Linked DNA regions of Homo sapiens: region 2 is linked to region 1. Evidence: read pairs that join two places in POLR2A ChIA-PET (ENCODE). Cell type or tissue: GM12878. All regions are shown on one strand. Each heading gives the region's core, and the rest is flanking DNA. Links, peaks and the distances in the headings are about the cores only.

Region 1 (10,864 bases), core at 2,730-7,729:
GTTTTTGAGGCTGGCTGGTGGCACAAGCAGAATGCACTCGCACCTCTAATCATTTCAGGTGGTTCTTTCTCTGGCCTTGGGTCTGCCCTTTGATGTCGTGAGTGGGCTGAGCATCACTCAAAGGATGACTGGAGAAGGGCTCGCTGCAGATCTCTGGGATTCTCTGTGTGCAGCTGTATCCTCTCCAGAACTCTAACCTCCCTGGTCCCCCTGAACTCTTAGCTGTGTTTGCTCAACTCAGGGGGTCTGCCAGACTCCACCTGAGTTCCCCCTCTCTGCATCATGGCCTGGAAACTCCCAAGACAGTAGCATTGCGGGGGCAATCACTGGGCTCACCCCGTTTGTTCCCTGTCCCTCAGGGATCACTGTCCTCTGTTGACTGATGTCTGATGTCTTGAAAAACATTGTTTCATATATATTTTATCTATTTTGTTTTGTTCTTTCAGGTGAGAAAGTAAATCTACACTGTTACTACATCTCAGCCAAATGCATTTGTGACTCACCCATGTTGAGGCCAGGTGCAGTGGCTCATGCCTGTAATCCCAGCACTTTGGGAGGTCAAGGCGGGCAGATCACCTGAGGTCAGGAGTTTGAGACCAGCCTGGCCAACATGGTGAAACCTCGTCTCTACTAAAAATACAATAATTAGACAGGTGTGGTGATGAGCGCCTGTAGTCCCAGCTACTCCGGAGGCTGAAGCAGGAGAATTGCTTGAATCTGGGAGGTGGAGGTTGTAGTGAGCCAAGATCACGTCACTGCACTCTGGCCTGGGCAACAGACCAAGACTCCCTCTTTAAAAAAAAATAAGGCCAGGAGCTGTGGCTCACGCCTGTAATCCCAGCACTTTGGGAGGCTGAGGCGGGTGGATCACAAGGTCAGGAGATCGAGACCATCCTGGCCAACATGGAGAAACCCCGTCTCTACTAAAAATACAAAAAAATTAGCCGGGCGTGGTGGCGGGCGCCTGTAATCCCAGCTACTCAGGAGGCTGATGCAATTGAATGGTGTAACTCGGGAGGTGGAGCTTGCAGTGAGCTGAGATCGCACCACTGCACTCCAGCCCGGGCAACAGAGCAAGACTCCATCTCAAAAAAAAGAAAAAAAAAAAAAAAAAGAAGGGAAGATCTGGACACACTGGGTTCACATTCCTGCATGGCGATTGGCTGGAACATAGGAACAGCTAGCACCATTACATGGGCCCTGCCTGTTGCCGCAGTCCCCACCATTCCCAGTTGTCTTGCCCAGGCCTCCATAACATAAACTCCATCATCGGTTTATGTTACCTGCTGGTCACTGGAGACATTTAAGACTCCCAGTACAATGTGTCATGAAGAGAATAAACCAATGTTGTTGTGAAGATTCTAAAAGCAGTTAAATCACTTGAATGGTGAAAAAACAGAAAACAGTTCATTTCATTGGGGCTACAAAAACACAGGACCTTGGAGGAAGAATATAATGTTACCAAGCAGAGGATTTGGGAAGCAGATACCCCTTCACCTCTGCTTGCAGCTTGCAATCCAAACAGGTCCTTCAGCCTCAAGTTGCCTCTGGGCAGGGGAGGCTGGCCCTGCCTCCCAGGGAGATCCAGGCAGGTGCCATGGGCAGGTCAGCCAGGCGGTCAGGTTGCGAATCGGAGGGACTCTTCTCTCTGTGGGGTCAGGACTCCATGTGCATTATTTATGAGCCCTTCTGTAGATGGCACCTGCCAGCCACCCCGATCTGAGCAGCCGCTCATGTGCCAAGTATCAGGGTTGACTTGGCTGCTGCCCTGTCCCGGTTCTTGCTCTTGCCCAAAGCACTTCCATTTTTTTTTTTAAAGACAGAGTCTTGCTCTGTCACCCAAGCTGGATTGCAGTGGCACAGTCTCGGCTCACTGCAACCTCCATCTCCCGGGTTCAAGCAATTCTCCTGCCTCACCTCCCAAGTAGCTGGAATTACAGGTGTGTGCCACCTCGCCTGGCTAATTTTTGTATTTTTAGTAGAGATGGGGTTTCGCCACATTGGCCAGGCTGGTCTCGAACTCCTGACCTCAGGTGATCCGCCTGCCTTGGTTTGCCAAAGTGCTGGGATTATAGGCGTGAGCCACCACGCCCCGCCCCCAGAGTGCTTTCAGACGCACTCATCAGCAACCGGAGGCTGGACCTGGCTCTCTGGGGACTGTGATTATGGTGGGTGAGAAAGTATGGTGGGAGACTATCCTCCCTCACCCTCACCTCCACCCTCACCTTTTGTTCTCTTTGAGACATTCTACTTAGGGACCGCCAGCCTGCGGATTTGCTCAACCAGCTGGGGAGAGTCACAAAAGTAGCAAACACACACTCACTATGTGCCTGGCACTCTTCTCTACACTGTGTGTGTGTGCGTGTGTGTGTGTGTGTGTACATGCATTATCTACATAACAGTCTTATGACATAAGACCTTTATTATACCTATTTTACAGGTAAGTACTCTAAGTCATGATTTCTCCAACTGTTTTTTTCTTTCTTTCTTTTTTCTTTTGAGACAAGGTCTCTGTCATCCAAGCTGGAGTGCAGTGGTGCGATCACAGCTCACTGCAGCCTCCAGCTCCCAGGCTTGAGCAATTCTTTCCCCTCAGCTTCCTGAGTAACTGGGACTACAGGTGTGCCACCATGCCCAGCTGATTCTTTTATTTCTCGTAGAGACGGGGTCTTGCTATGTTGCCCAGGCTAGTCTCAAACTCCTGGGCTCAAGTGATCCTCTCAAAGTGCTGGGATTACAGGTGTGAGCCACCATGCCCAGCCTCTCTGACTTTTAATGTGCCCATGAATCACCACCTGGGGATCTTGCTAAAATGCAGATTCTGATTCAGTAGGTTCTAGGAGAGGCCCAGGATCCTGTAATTCTACAAGTTACCAGCCAGTGCTAGAGTCTAAGGTGCAGAGAGGTGAAGGAATTTACCCAAGATCATGTAGCTACTATTAATAGCAGCTGTGCTACTTAAGCATTGCAAAATACTAAGAGCCAATTCTAAAAGCAAGGGCACCTGTCCAAGGAGAAGTTAAAATTCCTCAGACTTTTCCTTCTTCTACTTCCAACAAATGCCCTTGCTCAAAATAGTCCCAAAGATTATAACAAACAATTTGTGCAAATATGTTTATAGCAGCACTTTTCAGATCAGCCACACAATGGATACATCCTCAATACCCACAATAGGGCAACAGCTGGGTGAACTATAGTCTATTTCACGTCATGCCATGCAGCTATTAAAATGATAATTATGGGAATTAAATGGATACCTGTAAACAGCTATATTAAGTCATGTTTAGCAAAGAAAAGTAGGACCAAAAATAATGTGTACCTATTGATTAAAGTTACATGATCAGGTTATCCCAGCACTTTGGGAGGCCAGGTGGGAGGATCGCTTGAGCCCAGGGGTTTGAGAGCAGCCTGGGCAACACGGCAAAACCCTGTCACTACAAAAAATACAAAAACTACCTGGGCATGGTGGTATACACTTGTAGACCCAGCTACTTGGGAGGCTGAGGCAGAAGAATCATATGAAACTGAGAGGTAGATGTTGCAGTGAGCCAAGATAGTGCCACTGCACTCCAGTCTGGGTAACAGAGTGAGACCCTGTCTCAAAACAAGCAAACAAAGAAACAAAAAGTTATGCCAGACGCAGTGGCTTATGCCTGTAATCCCAGCACTTTGGGAGGCTGAGGCAGGTGGATTACCTGAGGTCAGGAGTTTGAGACTAGCCCGGTCAACATGGTCAAACCCCGTCTCTACTAAAAATACAAAAATTAGCTGGACGTGGTGGCGGGCGCCTGTAGTTCCAGCTACTCAAGAGGCTGAGGCAGGAGAATGACTTGAACCTGGGAGGCAGAGGTTGCAGTGAGCCAAGATCGTGCCACTGCACTCCAGCCTGGGCGATAGAGTGAGACTCCATCTCAAAAAGAAAAAAAAAAAATCCCAGTTTTAGTTCTTGCAGGAGAATACTTTATTTACCTGCCCCTATAAGAAGGATTTTAAGTCCTCCTTGTAGGATTGTTGCAAGGATGAAATGTAATAATGTAGGTAGGCGAAGTGCCTAGCATGTCAGCACTAGATATTTGTGTTTTCTTTTGTTTTTTATTTTATTTGTTTATTTTTTTAGAGACTGAGTCTCACTCTGTCGCCAGGCTGGAGTGCAGTGGTGCGATCTCAGCTCACTGCAACCTCCGCCTCCCAGGTTCAAGCGATTCTCCTGCCTTAGCCTCCCAAGTAGCTGGGATTACAGGCGCACGCTGCCACTCCCGGCTCATTTTTTTTTGTATTTTTAGTAGAGACCGGGTTTCACCATGTTGGCCAGGATGGTCTCGATCTCTTGACCGCATGATCCCCCCACCTTGAACTTCCAAAGTGCTGGGATTGAAGGCATGAGCCACCACGCCCAGACGATATTTGTGTTTTTTAAATTTTTTATTTTTTTATTTTTTGAGACGGAGTCTCTCTCTTTTGCCCAGGCCGGACTGCTGCAGTGGCGCTATCTTGGCTCACTGCAAGCTCCGCCTCCCGGGTTCACGCCATTCTCCTGCCTCAGCTTCCCGTATTTGTGTTTTTTAAAAAATAAATGTTTTGGGCAGGGCGAGGTGGCTCACGCCTGTAATCCCAGCACTTTGGGAGGCCGAGGCGGGCGGACCCCGAGGTCAGGAGATCCAGACCATCCTGGCTAACACGATGAAACCCCGTCTCTACTAAAAACACAAAAAATTAGCCGGGCGTGGTGACGGGCACCTGTATTCCCAGCTACTTGGGAGGCTGAGGCAGGAGAATGGCGTGAACCCGGGAGGCGGAGCTTGCAGTGAGCCGAGATCGCACTACCGCACTCCAGCCTGGGTGAGAGAGCGAGACTCCATCTCAGATAGATAGATAAATAAATAAATAAATAAATGTTTTGGTCAGGCACAGTGGCTCATGCCTGTAATCCCAGCACTTTGGGAGGCTGAGAGGATAGATCACTTGAGGTCAGGAGTTTGAGACCAGCCTGGCCAACATGGTGAAACCCCATCTCTATTAAAAATACAAAATTAGCCGGGCGTGGTGGCGCATGCCTGTAATCCCAGCTACTTGGGAGGCTGAGGCAGGAGAATTGCTTGAACCTGGGAGGTGGAGGTTGCAGTGAGCCAAGATCTCACCACTACCCTCCAGCCTGGACGACAGAGCGAGACTCTGTCTGCAAAAAAAAAAAAAAAAAAAAAAAAAAAAAAGGAAGCAATAAAGATAACACCTGTATTAAGATATCATTTACCCCTTTAAGTTGGTTTTAAAAGCAATAATTCAGTGGTTTTTAGTAAATTCATAGGTTATACAACCACTACCATGACCTAACTCCAGGACATTTTCATCATGCTCCCCCAAAAAACCTCATACCCATTAACAGTCACTCCTTTACCATCAGCTCCTGGAAGCCACTAATCTACTTTCTCTATAGAGATTTGCCTATTCTGGCCGGGCACGATGGCTCACGCCTATAATCCCAGCACTGTGGGAGGCCGATATAGGCGGATCATGAGGTCAGGAGATCGAGACCATCCTGGCTAACACGGTGAAACCCTGTCTCTACTAAAAAAAATACAACAAAAATTAGCCGGGCATGGTGGCGGGCGCCTGTAGCCCCAGCTACTCTGGAGGCTGAGGCAGGAGAATGGTGTGAACCCAGGAGGCAGAGCTTGCAGTGAGCCGACATTGCGCCACTGCACTCCAGCCTGGGCGACAGAGCAAGACTCCATCCCAAAAAAAAAAAAAAAAAAAAAAAAAAGATTTGCCTATTCTGGACATTTCATATGAATGGAGTCTTACTATGTATGGTCTTTGGTGACTTTTGTAGAGCTGAATCTCACCATGCTGCCTAGCCTGGTCTCAAACTACTGGGCTCAAGCAATCCTCCAGCCTCAGCCTTTCCCAAAGTGCTGGGATTACGGGCATGAGCCACCATGCCCACCCTCCAATGGCATCCTTTATATTTTTCTTTCTTTTTTTTTTTTTTTGAGACGGAATTTCACTCTTGTTACCCAGGCTGGAGTGCAATGGCACAATCACGGCTCACCGCAACCTCCGCGTCCCAGGTTCAAGCAATTCTCCTGCCTCAGCCTCCCGAGTAGCTGGGATTACAGGCATGCGCCACCACGCCCGGCTAATTTTGTATTTTTAGTAGAGACGGAGTTTCTCCATGTTGGTCAGGCTGGTCTCGAATTCCCGACCTCAGGTGATCTGCCGCCTTGGCCTCCCAAAGTGCTGGGATTACAGGCATGAGCCACCGCGCCCGGCCGGCATCCTTTATAGCAAAGGATCCAATCCAAGATTCTCCATCACATTCAGGTGTCATGTCTCTTTGGCTGCCTGTAATATGAAACAGTTCTTCGATCTTTTTTTTTTTTTTTTTTGTCACCTAGGCTGGAGTGCAGTGGCGCGATCTTGGCTCACTGTAAGCTCCGCCTCCCGGGTTCACACCATTCTCCTGCCTCAGCCTCCGGAGTAGCTGGGACTACAGGTGCCCACCACCGCACCCGGCTAATTTTTTGTATTTTTAGTAGACACGGGGTTTCACTGTGTTAGCCAGGATAGTCTCGATCTCCTGACCTTGTGATACATCCGCCTCGGCCTTCCAAAGTGCTGGGATTTACAGGCATGAGCCACCGCGCCTGGCCTTTTTTTTTTTTTTTTTGAGATGGAGTCTTGCTCTGTTGCCCAGGATAGACAGGATGGAATGTGATGGCATTCCATGATCTTGGCTCACTGCAACCTCCGCCTCCCAGGTCAAGAGATTCTCATGCCTCAGCCTCCTAAATAGCTGGGATTACAGGTGCCCACCACCACACCCAGCTAATTTTTTCCTTTTTTGATAGTGACAGGGTTTCACCATGTTGGCCAGGCTGGTTTCCAACTCCTGACCTCAGGTGATCCACTGGCCTCAGCCTCTTAAAGTGCTGGGATTACAGGCATGAGCCACTGTGCCTGGCCTCCTTATTGTATTTATTTATCCAATCATCACACCTGATACATAACCCATCTCCCATCACTGCCACCACCCTCTTCCCAGTTTTTGCATCCTCCCTCCTGCCCCAAATAAATGTATCTTAATGAAAGGGATGATGAGAATGATTTTTTTGGCTTGGTGTCCAAATTTAAAGTTTTAGCCAACATGGTGAAACCCCATCTCTAGTAAAGATACCAAAATTAGCCGGGCATGGTGCGGGCGCCTGTAATCCCAGCTACTCATGAGGCTGAGGCAGGAGAATCGCTTGACCCCAGGAGGCAGAGTTTGCAGTGAGCCAAGATCACGCCACTGTACTCTAGCCTGGGCAACAGAGCGAGATCCATCTCAAAAAAAATAAAATGAAAGTTTTCCAATGAGGCCCTGTTTACCAGGTTATTTTCTATTATGGCAGATATGGCTGGGAAATTTATAAGAAATGTTTTCCAATGACCAGGTAAAGGGCTGGCTGCTGCTTACGTTTTTGTTTTGATTTGCTTTTTGGGCTACAAGATTAAATCTTATTTTATTCTGCCACCTGCTGGCAACATCTTGAAATTTCTTTCATCTAACAAAAGGCGAAACGTTTGTTGAAGATTTATTAACAAATATTATTTTTCCATTTTTCTCACAATCTGAAAACCTACCACTCAAAGAAAAACTCACTGATATGATTAGATGGTGTAAACATTCATCCTTATTCATCTTTGATAAGGCAAAACATTTGCTTTCCAAATTTTCCACAGTAATAATGTGAAACAGTAATAATCTTTTGTGCATAAAATGTACGGATGTAGGCCGGGCATGGTGGTTCACGCCTGTAATCTCAGCACTTTGGGAGGCCGAGGCGGGTGGATTACAAGGTCAGGAGATCGAGACCATTCTGGCTAACACAGTGAAACCCCGTCTCTACTAAAAATACAAAAAATTAGCCGGGCGTGGTGGTGGGCGCCTGTAGTCCCAGCTACTCGGGAGGCTGAGGCAGGAGAATGGCGTGAACCCGGGAGGTGGAGCTTGCAGTGAGCTGAGATCACGCCACTGCACTCCAGCTTGGGTGACAGAGCGAGACTCCATCTCAAAAAAAAAAAAAAAATGTACAGATGTAATTTAAATAATAATTACAAAGTCAATCTGTGTAACTGACCCAGGTCAAGAAGAAGACATTGCCATCATTCTTTTCTTTTTTTTTTTAGATGGAGTTTTGCCCTTGTTCCCCAGGCTGGAGTACAGTGGCCTGATCTCGGCTCTCTGCAACCTCTGCCTCCAGGGTTCAAAGGATTCTCCTGCTCAGCCTCCCAAGTAGCTGAGATTACAGGCACCCACCACCATGCCCAGCTAATTTTTGTATTTTTGTAGAGATGGTATTTCACCATATTGGCCAGGCTGGTCTCAAACTCCTTACCTCAAGTGATCCTCCCACCTTGGCCTCCCAAGGTGCTGGGATTACAGGTGTGAGCCACTGGGCCTGGCCATGCCATCGCTTTAAATGACCAATGTCCCTCTTCTCCGATCCTGGCTCTCTCTCTCTTCCCCTCAAAGGATTACCCTGACTTTGGGAATAATCATTTGAGTATATACTGCTTTTGTAATCAGAAAATAACTAAAGTATTAATTGTTCAAATTAATCATATAAAAATTTTGATGTGGCGATTTAATCTGGAAATTTACATGGTTATTTCTGCATTTAACAAAGACATCCTGAGTTCAACATCATTAATTATTAGGGAAATGCAAATCGGATCAGAGTGATCTCACTCACTAGAATAGCTAAAGTTAAAAAGACAATCATAAATGTTAAAGATGTGGAGAAATTAAGACCCTCACGTATTACCGATGGGAATGTGAAATGGTGCAGCCACTTCGGAAGACAGTTTGGCAGTTCCTCAAAATATGAAACACCGTTACCATACGACAGAGCGATTCCACTTCTGGGTGTAGCACCAAACGAAATGAAACATTATGTCCACACAAAAACTTGTACACAAATGTTGATACTAGCATTATTCCTAAAAGCCAAAAAGTGGAAACAATGCAAGTGTCCATCCACTGATGAATGAATAAACAAAATGTGATCTACCGCACAATGGAATATGATTCAGCCATCCAACAGAATGATGTATTGACACAGGTTGTCACATGGAAAAACCTTGAAGACATCGTGGGAAGTGAAGGTCGTGCATCACAAAAGACTACATAGGGTATGATTCCACTTATAGGAAATGTCCAGAACAGGCAAATTCAGAGAGACAGAAAGCAGAGAAGTGCTTGCCAGGGGCTGGGGGAGTGGGGAAAGGAAGAGTGACAACTAATGGGTATCAGGTTCCTTTCGAAGTGATGAAAATATTCCAAAAGTAGATAGCGGTAGTGGTCGCACAACCCTGTGAATACCTTAAAAACCACTAGATTAGAATTACATATTATTATATAATTATATATATATATATATATATATATTTTTTTTTTTTTGAGACGGAGTCTTGCTCTGTCATCCAGGCTGAAGTGCAGTGGTGCGATCTCGGCTCACTGCAAGCTCCGCCTCCCAGGTTCGCACCATTCTCCTGCCTCAGCCTCCCAAGTAGCTGGGACTACAGGCGCCCACCACCACGCCTGGCTAATTTTTTATATTTTTAGTAGAGATGGGGTTTCGCCATGTCAGCCAGGATGGTCTCGATCTCCTGACCGCATGATCCACCCGCCTCGGCCTCCCAAAGTGCTGGGATTACAGGCATGAGCCACCGCACCTGGCCTCTTTTTTTCTTTTTTTGAGACAGAATCTCACTCTGTCACCCAGGCTGGAGTGCAGTGGCACGATCTCGGCTCACTGCAACCTCCGCCTCCCAGGTTCAAGTGATTCTTGTGCCTCAGCCTCCTGAATAGCTGGGACTACAGGTGTAAGCCACCATGCCCAGCTAATTTTTGTATCTTTAGTAGAGATGGGGTTTCACCATTTTGGCCAGGATGGTCTCGATCTATTGACCTCGTGATCTGCCCACCTCGGTCTCCCAAAGTGCTGGGAATTACAGGCGTGAGCCACCAGGCCTGGCCTTTTAAAAAATATTTAATTTATTTATTTATTTGAGACAAGGTCTGTCTCTGTCGCCCAGGCTAGAGCACGGTGATGTGATCTCAGTTCACTGTATCCTTGACCTCCCAGGCTCAAGTGATCCTTTTACCTCAACTTCTCGAGTAGCTGGGACTACAAGTGCATGCCACCACACCCGGCTAATTTTTTACATTTTCTGTAGAGATGGCAGTCTCAGTATGTTGACCAGGCTGGTCTCAAAGCGATCCTCCTGTCTTGGCCTCCCAAAGTGCTGGGATTACAGGTGTGAGCTACTGCACCTGGCATATAATTATACATTAATCCCCACTTTCTCACTCTCCAGAAGCAACCACTATTGTGAACTTGGGGTATATCATTCTAGTTCAATTTATGTTCTTTTATATCTCATTATGTTGTGTACTGTTCATCTTGTAAATAAATTGTATACTAATCTATTACATTTAAAACAACAATGTGCTGAGACTTGCTTTTGTCAGCTTTTTTTTACATTTATATTTTCTCACGAAATAAGCATAGAGGAAAGCACAAAAACCATTATGTACAGTTTGTCAAGTAATAGTAAGCTGAACACCTAGGTACATACCACCCAGGTCATGAAATTAATCACTGCCAGAGCCCAGAATCCTGGAACATGCAGACTCTCAGCCTTGGCCTCCTTCTTTCCCCCAGACGTAACCACAGCCTTGCTTTTCTGGTAATTTAGTTGCTTTTCTTTGTAGTTTTACCACTTATATTTATTTTTCCTGGTTTGGATCTTTTATTTTTAAAGTTATGTATGAACATAATTATTTTTATTTATTTATTTATTTATTTTTTGAGATGGA
Region 2 (9,052 bases), core at 920-5,919, 310 kb after region 1:
TGCAAAACACACACACAAAAATTAGCTGGGTATGGTGGCACGCACCTGTGGTCCCAGCTACTTGGGAGGCTGAGGTGGGAGGATCATGTGGGCCTGGGAGGTCACGGCTATAGTGAGCCATGATTGTGTCACTGCACTCCAGCCTAGGTGACAGAGTAAGACCCTATCTCAAATACACAATTAGGTTGGGCACGGTCTCTCACACCTATAATCCCAGCACTTTGGGAGGCCGAAGTGGGACCACCACTTTCAGGCAGGAGAACAGGGTCTGGAGACAGGGAGCCTAAGGCCAACCTGCAGCAGACTTCTTGGAACTGGACCAGAAGGAAAACCCCACCTCTCCATGCCCAAGTGATAAGGGGCCAGAGGCTCCTCCCTCTACAAAATCCCCTCTCCCTTAGGTCACAAACAGTAAATGCCTCTAATTGGTAGAGGGCCAAGCCTTCACTTCAGCCTTTGATTGGTTGTGGGCAAATCCTTCATTGGCATAGGATGTAAGCAATTGGAAGCCTCTAAAGGGTACCTAGGGATGTTGCAAAATTCTTTTAGTTTAATAAAAACCCTAAACAACATTGCAGCTGGGGCTCTTGAGCTGCTTGCTTGAGTCCGCTCCCACTCTGTGGAGTGTACTTTCATTTCAATAAATCTGTGCTTTTGTTGCTTCATTCTTTTGTTGCTTTGTGCATTTTGTTCAATTCTTTGTTCAACGTGCCAAGAACCTGGACAACTCACAATCAAGACTTTCCATTCGGTAACAGCTTGAGCCCAGGAGTTGGACACCAGCCTGGGCAACATAGTGAAACCCTGTCTCTACAAAAAATAAAAAATTAGCCAGGTGTGGTGGTGCACGGCTGTGGTCCCAGCTACTCAGGAGGCTGAGACAGGAGGATTACTTGAGCCCAGGAATGTGAGACTGCAGTGAGCCGTGATTGTGTCACCGCACTCCAACCTGGACGATAAAACAAGACCTTGTCTCAAAAAAAACTAATAAGTCCAGGTGCAGTGGCTCATGTCTGTAACTCATGACTTGAGAGGCCAAGGCAGGCAGGTAACTTGAGCCGAGGAGTTCGAGATCAGCCTGGGCTCTACAAAAAACACAAAAAATTAACTGGGCATGGTGACAGGAGCCTGTAGTCCCAGCTACTCCAGAGACTCAGGTTGGAGGATCACCTGAGCTCTGGAGGTTGAGACTGCAGTTAACCGTGTTTGCACCACTGCATTCCTACTTGAGTGAGAAAGTGAGACCCTGTTTCAAAAAATAATAATAATTAAATTTTTGTAAGTTACTGAATAATCTTTTTCAACATGATGTGTACTTAAAAGACAACAGGCCAGGCGCAGTGGCTCACGCCTGTAATCCTAGCACTTTGGGAGGCCAAGGCGAGTGGATCACGAGGTCAGATCGAGACCATCCTGGCTAACACGGTGAAACCCTGTCTCCACTAAAAATCGAAAAAGAAATTGGCTGGGTGTGGTGGCAGGCACCTGTAGTCCCAGCTACCCAGGAGGCTGAGGCAGGAGAATGGTGTGAACCCAGGAGGCGGAGCTTGCAGTAAGCCGAGATCACGCCACTGCACTCCAGCCTGGGCGACAGAGCAAGACTCCTCAAAAAAAAAAAAAAAAAAAGAGTATTTGGCCGGGTGCGGTGGCTCACGCCTGTAATCCCAGCACTTTGGGAGGCCGAGACTGGTGGATCATGAGGTCAGGAGATCGAGACCATCCTGGCTAACATGGTGAAACCCCATCTCTACTAAAAATACAAAAAAATTAGCAGGGTGTGGTGGTGGGCGCCTGTAGTCCCAGCTACTTGGGAGGCTGAGGCAGGAGAATGGCGTGAACCCGGGAGGCGGAGCTTGCAGTGAGCCGAGATGGTGCCACTGCACTCCAGCCTGGGTGACAGAGCAAGACTCTGTCTCAAAAAAAAAAAAAAAAAAAAAAAAGACAATAGGGTAGAAGGCTTTATTATTATCCTAACAATGGAATCACCCAATGATAACAAGTCATAGAAGGCAGATAATATGCCTTTTTAAAAGTTGGTTAGCAACTTGCTGTATTAAGCCATTTCTTATTCTGGAAAATGTCAAACATATTTAAAGTAAATAGAATAATACAATGAACCCTCACATACCCATCACCCAGTTTTAACAGTTCTCTACATTCTGCCATTCGTGTCTCATCTCCAGCACGTGTACCTCTCTACCCATGCCCCACCACTCTCCCATCTAAGCTCAACTGCATCATCATTAGACGAGTGCCCAACTCTGGTTGCCTAGATATGAGCCAGATCAAAATATTTGAGAATTGGATCTGGTTTGCTATGTTTTTATTTATCCTTGGTCAATTTAACAAATATAACTATTTTACCTACTCAAGGTAATCCATCTTTTTTGGACTCATTGCATAAGTTTTATAATTTAAAAGATCAAATAAACTCTCTAACCATCCCTGCTTAACCTGAGTTTGCAAATGCCAAAGTTGTAGATAGGTCATAAAGTTGACTCACTGGTAGAAATGACGAAGTATCTCTTCATCTGAATGCTTAAACCAGCTCCCATCTGAATCCAGACTGTGATTGACTTCCGCTACAGTAAAGATGGTTTCAACAATACTTATTGCACTTTAGAGAAACATCTCTGCAGCTGGAGAACAGATGGCTCCCCAGAATCATTTTCTTTTGGACTGATAGCATCTTTTTGGAATTCTGCCAGTGAATTATGCTGTCAACTCGTACATGTAATCTTCTTCTGCCTTACGTCTCTCCCTCTGTAAAATGGAGAAAATGGTTGTGAACCGGGAACTTATGTCTTCAACTTTGCCAAATAGCTGAAGAATCCTGAAAGTGAAACAGAAACAGAACTTTCTGTGGTTCCCAGGCCAGGCACGGTAGCTCATGCCTATGTCCCAACACTTTGGAGGCTGAGGCGGGCAGATCACTTGAGTTCAGGAGTTTGAGACCAGCCTGGCCAACATGGTGAAACCCTGTCTCTACTACAAATACAAAAATTAGGCTGGCATGGTGGTGCGTGCCTGTAATCCCAGCTACCCAGGAGGTTGAGGCATGACAATCACTTGAATCCAGGAGGCGAAGGTTGCAGTGAGCCGAGATCATGCCACTGCACTCCAGCCTGGGTGACAGAACGAGACTCTGTGTCAAATAAATAAATTAAAAAAAAAAAAGGCCAGGCATGGTGGCTCATGCCTGTAATCCCAGCACTTTGAGAGGCCAAGGCGGGCAGATCACGAGGTCAGGAGTTCGAGACCAGCCTGGCCAAGATGGTGAAACCCCATCTCTACTAAAAATACAAAAATTAGCTGGGTGCGGTGGTGGGCACATGTAATCCCAGCTACTCGGGAGGCTGAGGCAGAATTGCTTGAACCCGGGAGGCAGAGGTTGTAGTGAGCTGAGATCATACCACTGCACTCCAGCCTGGGCCACAGAGCAAGACTGTCTCGAAAAACAAAATAAAATAAATAAATAAATAAATAAAGTGGTTTCCAGAGAGTGAGACAAATAACACAGGGCCAATTGATATTTCTCTGAAGTTGGAGCACTTTACAGGCTTTTTCTCCAATAACCCTCCTTAGCAGGCAGAAAGGAGAAAGGGTTTTCTTCTTTTCATGGCTTGGGAAGGTGAGCTGTCTTGCCTGAGGCTCAGTGAGGCAGTGATGAAAGAAGAGCTGCCAACTCTCCTATCCCCAGTCCAGCATGATGCTCACCAGAATTACGATTCTTCCAATAAAAAGACAGACCTTCCAAAACAAGTTCATTCTTATACAGTAAATCTACATTCATATACGTCTTAGTCCATTGGTGTTGCTATAAAGGAACACTTGAGACTGAGTAATTTAAAAAGAAAATAGGTTTATTTGCAGGGCTGGGGGAAATGGCTCACACCTGTAATACCAGCACTTTGGGAGGCTCAAATGGGAGGATCACTTGAGCCCAAGTTTTATAGACCAGCCTGGGCAACACAGCAAGATTCAGTCTGTAAAATCTACCAGTGAGTCGATTTTATGACCTATCTCCAACTTTGACATTTGCAAACTCAGGTTAAGCAGGGGGTTGGTTAGCCAAGCGTGATGGCACATACCCATAGTTCTCACTACTTGGGAGGCTGAGGCCAGAGGATCACTTGACCTCAGGAACTGCAGGCCATCCTGGACAAGAGAGAGAGACACCGGCTCTAAAAAATAATAAGTAAATAAATAAAAATTTAAAAGTTTGCCAGGTTCTCATCTTGTTAACCGTTGTATCATAGTATGGTTTTGCTTGAACGGAGTCTCACTAAGATCTAGAAATTCTGAACTTAATAATGAGTCCCGGCAGAGCACAGTACCTCATGCCTGTAATCCCTGCACTTTGCGAGGCCCAGGCAGGCGGATCACCTGAGGTCAGGAGTTTGAGACCAGCCTGACCAACATGGTGAAACCCTGTCTCTACTAAAAATACAAAAAATTAGCAAGGCTTGGTGGCAGGCACCTGTAATACCAGCAACTCTGGAGGCTGAGGCAGAATTGCTTGAACCTGGGAGGTGGAGGTTGCAGTGAGCAGAGGTCCTGCCACTGCACTTCAGCCTAGGCAACAGAGTGACACCTCGTCTCAAAAAAAAAAAAAAAAGAGTCCATCATTTGCTATAAAGTTTTTGAGCTAGAAGGGCCCTTCAAGGTCACTTTATGTACTTTCTCAATTTACATTGACAAAGTGCCTCCCAGAAGAGTTAAGTGTGCTCAGGATCACACATCTAGCTACAGGCAAAGATGGGACCAGAAGCCAAGTCTGACCTCTTAAACGCATGCTTTTTGCTGGCAACTTTGGAAAAACTCCAACCATTCTTTGCTCTAAATTCAAAGACAACCCAGGCTTCAAAGACGGAAACTATCTGATGACTCCTTGATAAGGATGTTGGGAATTTACCTGGACAAATCTTATACTCCAAACTACAGTAAATTCTAAACCAGAAAAGGGTTTAAACATATTTTTTAGAAAACTAAGAGAAAGCATATCATGTCTATTTCAGATATAACATGAAATAGATTTCAGATTTCTTTTCTTCTTAAAAAATTTTTTGGCCAGGCTCAGCGGCTCATGCTATAACCCCAACACTTCGGGAGGCTGAGGTGGGCAGATCACCTGAGGTTGGGAGTTCGAGACCAGCCTGACCAACATGGAGAAACCCCGTCTCTACTAAAAATACAAAGTTAGCCGGGTGTGGTGGTGCATGCCTGTAATCCCAGCTACTCAGGAGGCTGAGGCAGGAGAATCACTTGAACCTGGGAGGCAGAGATTGTGGTGAGCCGTGATCACACCGCTGCACTTCAGCCTGGGCAACAAGAGCAAAACTCCGTCTCAATAAATAAATAAATAAATAAATAAATAAATAAATTTTTTGAGTCAGGATCTTACTCTGTCACCCAGGCTGGCGTGCAGTGGCACCATGATGGCTCACTGCAGCCTTGACCTCCTGGGCTTAAGCAATCCTCCTGCCTAAGCCTCCTGAGTAGCTGGTATTACAGATGTGCACCATCACATCCAGCTAATTTATTATTATTTTTTGTAGAGACGGGGTCTCCCTATGTTTCCCAGGATGGTCTTAAACTTCTGGGCTCAAGCACTCCTCCTGTCTCAGCCTCCTAATGTGTTGTGATTACAGGCGTGAGCCACCGTGCTGGGCCACCTACTCTACTCTCTCGGTTTTCCTTCTGTCTCTCTGAGCAATTTCTTCTCCATCTCCTCTACCCACCCTTCAAGTTTTGGTGTTGATACAAGTATTGCAGGCCTTTCCACTTCTCACTCGACAGATTCTTCTGGATGACCTCACCCTGTACTCCAGATAGGTAACCATTCTCAGGAATTCCCTGTCTAGGTCTGTATATGGGTCTCCTGAGCCTCTGCCAATCCGTCTCTTCCCTGCGTTTCAGATTTGTCAGCTCAGTACCCACTTCCTTCCAACCCATGCTCCTCTTCCTGGGTTCCCTACCATGCTCTATGGCACCATGCTAGAGAACTGCAAGTCATCCTTGACTTTGCCTTTGAGCAGCTCTAGCCCTGTGCACCACTCACATCCATCTACTTCTTCATCCCCTTGGCCCATGGCTCTTACTGTTTCTCTTGCTTCATTGCAGCTGCAGGAGCTTGAGCTCCAATCTGCACTACCCCACCACCCCCACCACCTGCTTAGTCATCCCCACTTCTGGTTTGCTCTCTATCCTGAGGACAAAAGCCTCTTTACACGAAAAGTCTGACTTTGTCTTTTCCTGTTTAAATTCCTTTGGGATGGTGGGGCAAGGCGGCTCATGCCTGTAATCCCAGTACTTTGGGAGGCTGAGGTGGGCAGATCAGTTGAGGCCAGGAGTTCAAGACTAGCGTGGCCAACATGGTGAAACCCTGTCTCTACTTAAAATACAAAAATTAGCCAGGCATGGTGACGCGCACATGTAATCCCAGCTACTTGGGAGGCTGAGGCAGGAGAATCACTTGAACCCGGGAGGCAGAGGGTGCAGTGAGCCAAGATCTCACTCATAAATGTGTGTGTGTGTGTATATATATACACACACACACACATTTATTCCTTTAGGGTTTCCCAATGGCCTCATGAAAAAGTCCAAATTTATTAAAATAGTGTTACAGGGTCCTTTATCGTCCATTCCCTGCTCACCCCTCCAGGCCTACTTCCCACCACCCTCACCTCACAACCTCCACTGTAACCATACTGAACTGCTTGCAGTGCCCCAGTGGGTCATACTCTCCTACCTCTGGGCCTTTGCACAGGCAAGCTCTTTTGAGATGTAAATTCCCCATCTCTTCCAAGTTCAGAGGAAGCGCTTCATTGGCTTCCTGGACTGGCTATCTTTAATCAACCTTTAGCTACCAGCTCTGTAGACTTTCTCAAGGAGCTGTACTCTTAACTCCTAAAGTTGTCAGGCACACTGATACACATGTACATCATACACGATACTCACTGTCATACCGTATTATAATCGCTATTTTGCTACCTTGGTTTTTCTTTTCTGCTTTTTTTTTTAAATTGAAGTGCAATTAAGGTATAATAAAATGCACGAAACTTAAGTGTTCAGTTCAGTGAGTTTTGCTTTTGTTTTGAGACAGAGTCTCCCTCTGTCACCCAGGCTGGAGTTCAGTGGCGCAATCTCGACTCACTGCAACCTCCGCCTCCCAAGTTCAAGTGATTCTCCTGCCTCAGCCTCCCAAGTAGCCGGGATTACAAGCGTGTGCCACCATGCCTGGCTAATTTTTGTATTTTTAATAGAGATGGGGTTTCACCATCTTGGCCAGGCTGGTTTCGAACTCCTGACCTCATGTGATCTTCCTGCCTGTGTTGGGATTACAGGCGTGAGCCACCGCACCTGGCCACTTTGGTGAGTTTTGATGACTGAATACATTCATGTACTCACCCAGAACAAAATAAGAACATTTCTGTCATCCCAGAAATGTGTGTGTTTGTGTGTGTCTGTGTCTGTTCCTCTCTAGTCAACATCTCCTCCCATCCACAAATGCAGCCCACTGTGTAACTGGTTACTTGTCTGGATAGACTTTACACTCCATGAGGGCAGTTACCATGTCTACCTTCTTTTTGTTGCCCAAGCTGGAGTTCAGTGGCACAAACATGGCTCACCACAGCCTTAACCTCCTAGGCTCAAGCAATCCTCCTGCCTTAGCCTCCTGAGTAGCGGGGACCATAGGCACATGCCACCATACCCAGACAATTATTGAAAAAAGTTTTGTGAGACAGGGTCTCCCTATGGTGCCTAAGTTGATCTCAAACCCCTGGGCTCAAGTGTTCCTCCCACCTCAGCCTCCCAAAGTGCTGGGATTACAGGTGTGAGCCACCACACCTGGCCTTCATCTTCTTTATACATTTCAAAACCTAGCACATAATAGACAACTTAATAAATATGAATGAATGCATAGAATATTGATAGAATGGATAGAAAACTGCTGGGTATGGTGGCTCACGCCTGTAATCCCAGCACTTTGGGAGGCCGAGGTGGGCAGATCACCTGAGGTTGGGAGTTCGAGACCAGCCTGACCAACATGGAGAAACCCCGTCTCTACTATAAATACAAAATCAGCCGGGCGTGGTGGCAGATGCCTGTAATCCCAGCTACTCAGGAGGCTGAGGCAGGAGAATCGCTTGAGCCCGGGTGATGGAGGTTGCAATGAGCCAAGATCGTGCCATTGCACTTCAGCCTGGGCAACAAGAGTGAAACTCTGTCTCAAAAAAAGAAAAAAAAAAAAAGAAAACTGCAGTGATTACATTAATTTATTGGGATATTTTAGAGATTAACATCACTGACTGTAATAAAAATAGTTAAGAGGCAAAATATAGAAGTCTCCTGTCTCCTTGAGCCTTTGTTCACCCCTGTGCTGGTAATGAGACCTTTCTGTTGAAGTTACAATTCAAGGATTAGGCATTCCATCCCCAATAACAGTTGGCAAAAGTCAAAATAAATATTTTTGGATTCCACAAAATTTGAATTTCACACTGAAGTGATTCAATTTTAAAACATATTTACTTCAAGTCAAGTGTCCAAGTACCATATAAGTAATATCATCTCAAACAGCTACAGAAATGTGAAAATACATTTCAGACATTCACCAACAGACGTCACTGATACGTTGCAGTTATCGTATTTAGCATAAGCTTCAGGTATTAAAAGTAGGCCAGGTGCGGTGGTTCACGCCTGTAATCCCAGCATTTTGGGAGGCCAAGGCGGGCAGATCACTTCAGGTGTGGAGTTTGAGACCAGCCTGTTCAACATGGTGAAACCCTGTCTCTACTAAAAATACAAAAATTAGCCGGGCATGGTGGCGCATACCTGTAATCCCAACTACTTGGGAGGCTGAGGCACAAGAATTGCTTGAACCTGGGGAGGCAGAGGTTGCAGTGAGCCGAGATCACACCACTGCACTCCAGCCTGGATGACAGAGTGGGATTCTGTCTCAAAAAAAAAAAAATGTAGATTAAGTCAACTCTCCCCACCCTCTTGAGAAGTGCTGACAAGGTCGAGAAGACGATAAATGGGACTAAGCCTT

What was found. ChIA-PET counts read pairs that join two places held together with the same protein. Peaks named below come from ENCODE experiments on the same cell type or tissue, not always from the same donor. Only the 100,000 strongest peaks of a DNase experiment are listed, where the experiment ranks them.
Region 2: POLR2A ChIA-PET joins it to region 1 with 9 read pairs; 4 of 35 experiments call an interaction of 5 or more read pairs at or near these places.

The regions. Positions count from the first base shown.
Region 1 is chr12:121,693,939-121,704,802 of GRCh38, reverse strand. No RefSeq gene overlaps it. Among named protein-coding and RNA genes, the nearest start is that of TMEM120B, 13 kb to the left of the region's middle. In GM12878, for the core only: a CTCF peak has its summit at 7,520 (motif pointing left); no DNase peak of the experiment used is centred there.
Region 2 is chr12:121,385,681-121,394,732 of GRCh38, reverse strand. It overlaps LOC124903037 (a long non-coding RNA gene), which reads right to left. Exons shown (of 2, transcript XR_007063498.1): 2 at 2,307-2,763. Among named protein-coding and RNA genes, the nearest start is that of RNF34, 9.9 kb to the left of the region's middle. RefSeq lists an enhancer at 2,541-2,950. In GM12878, for the core only: no CTCF peak of the experiment used is centred there; a DNase peak (open chromatin) is centred at 2,812; H3K4me3 peaks cover 535 bases; H3K27ac peaks cover 1,172 bases.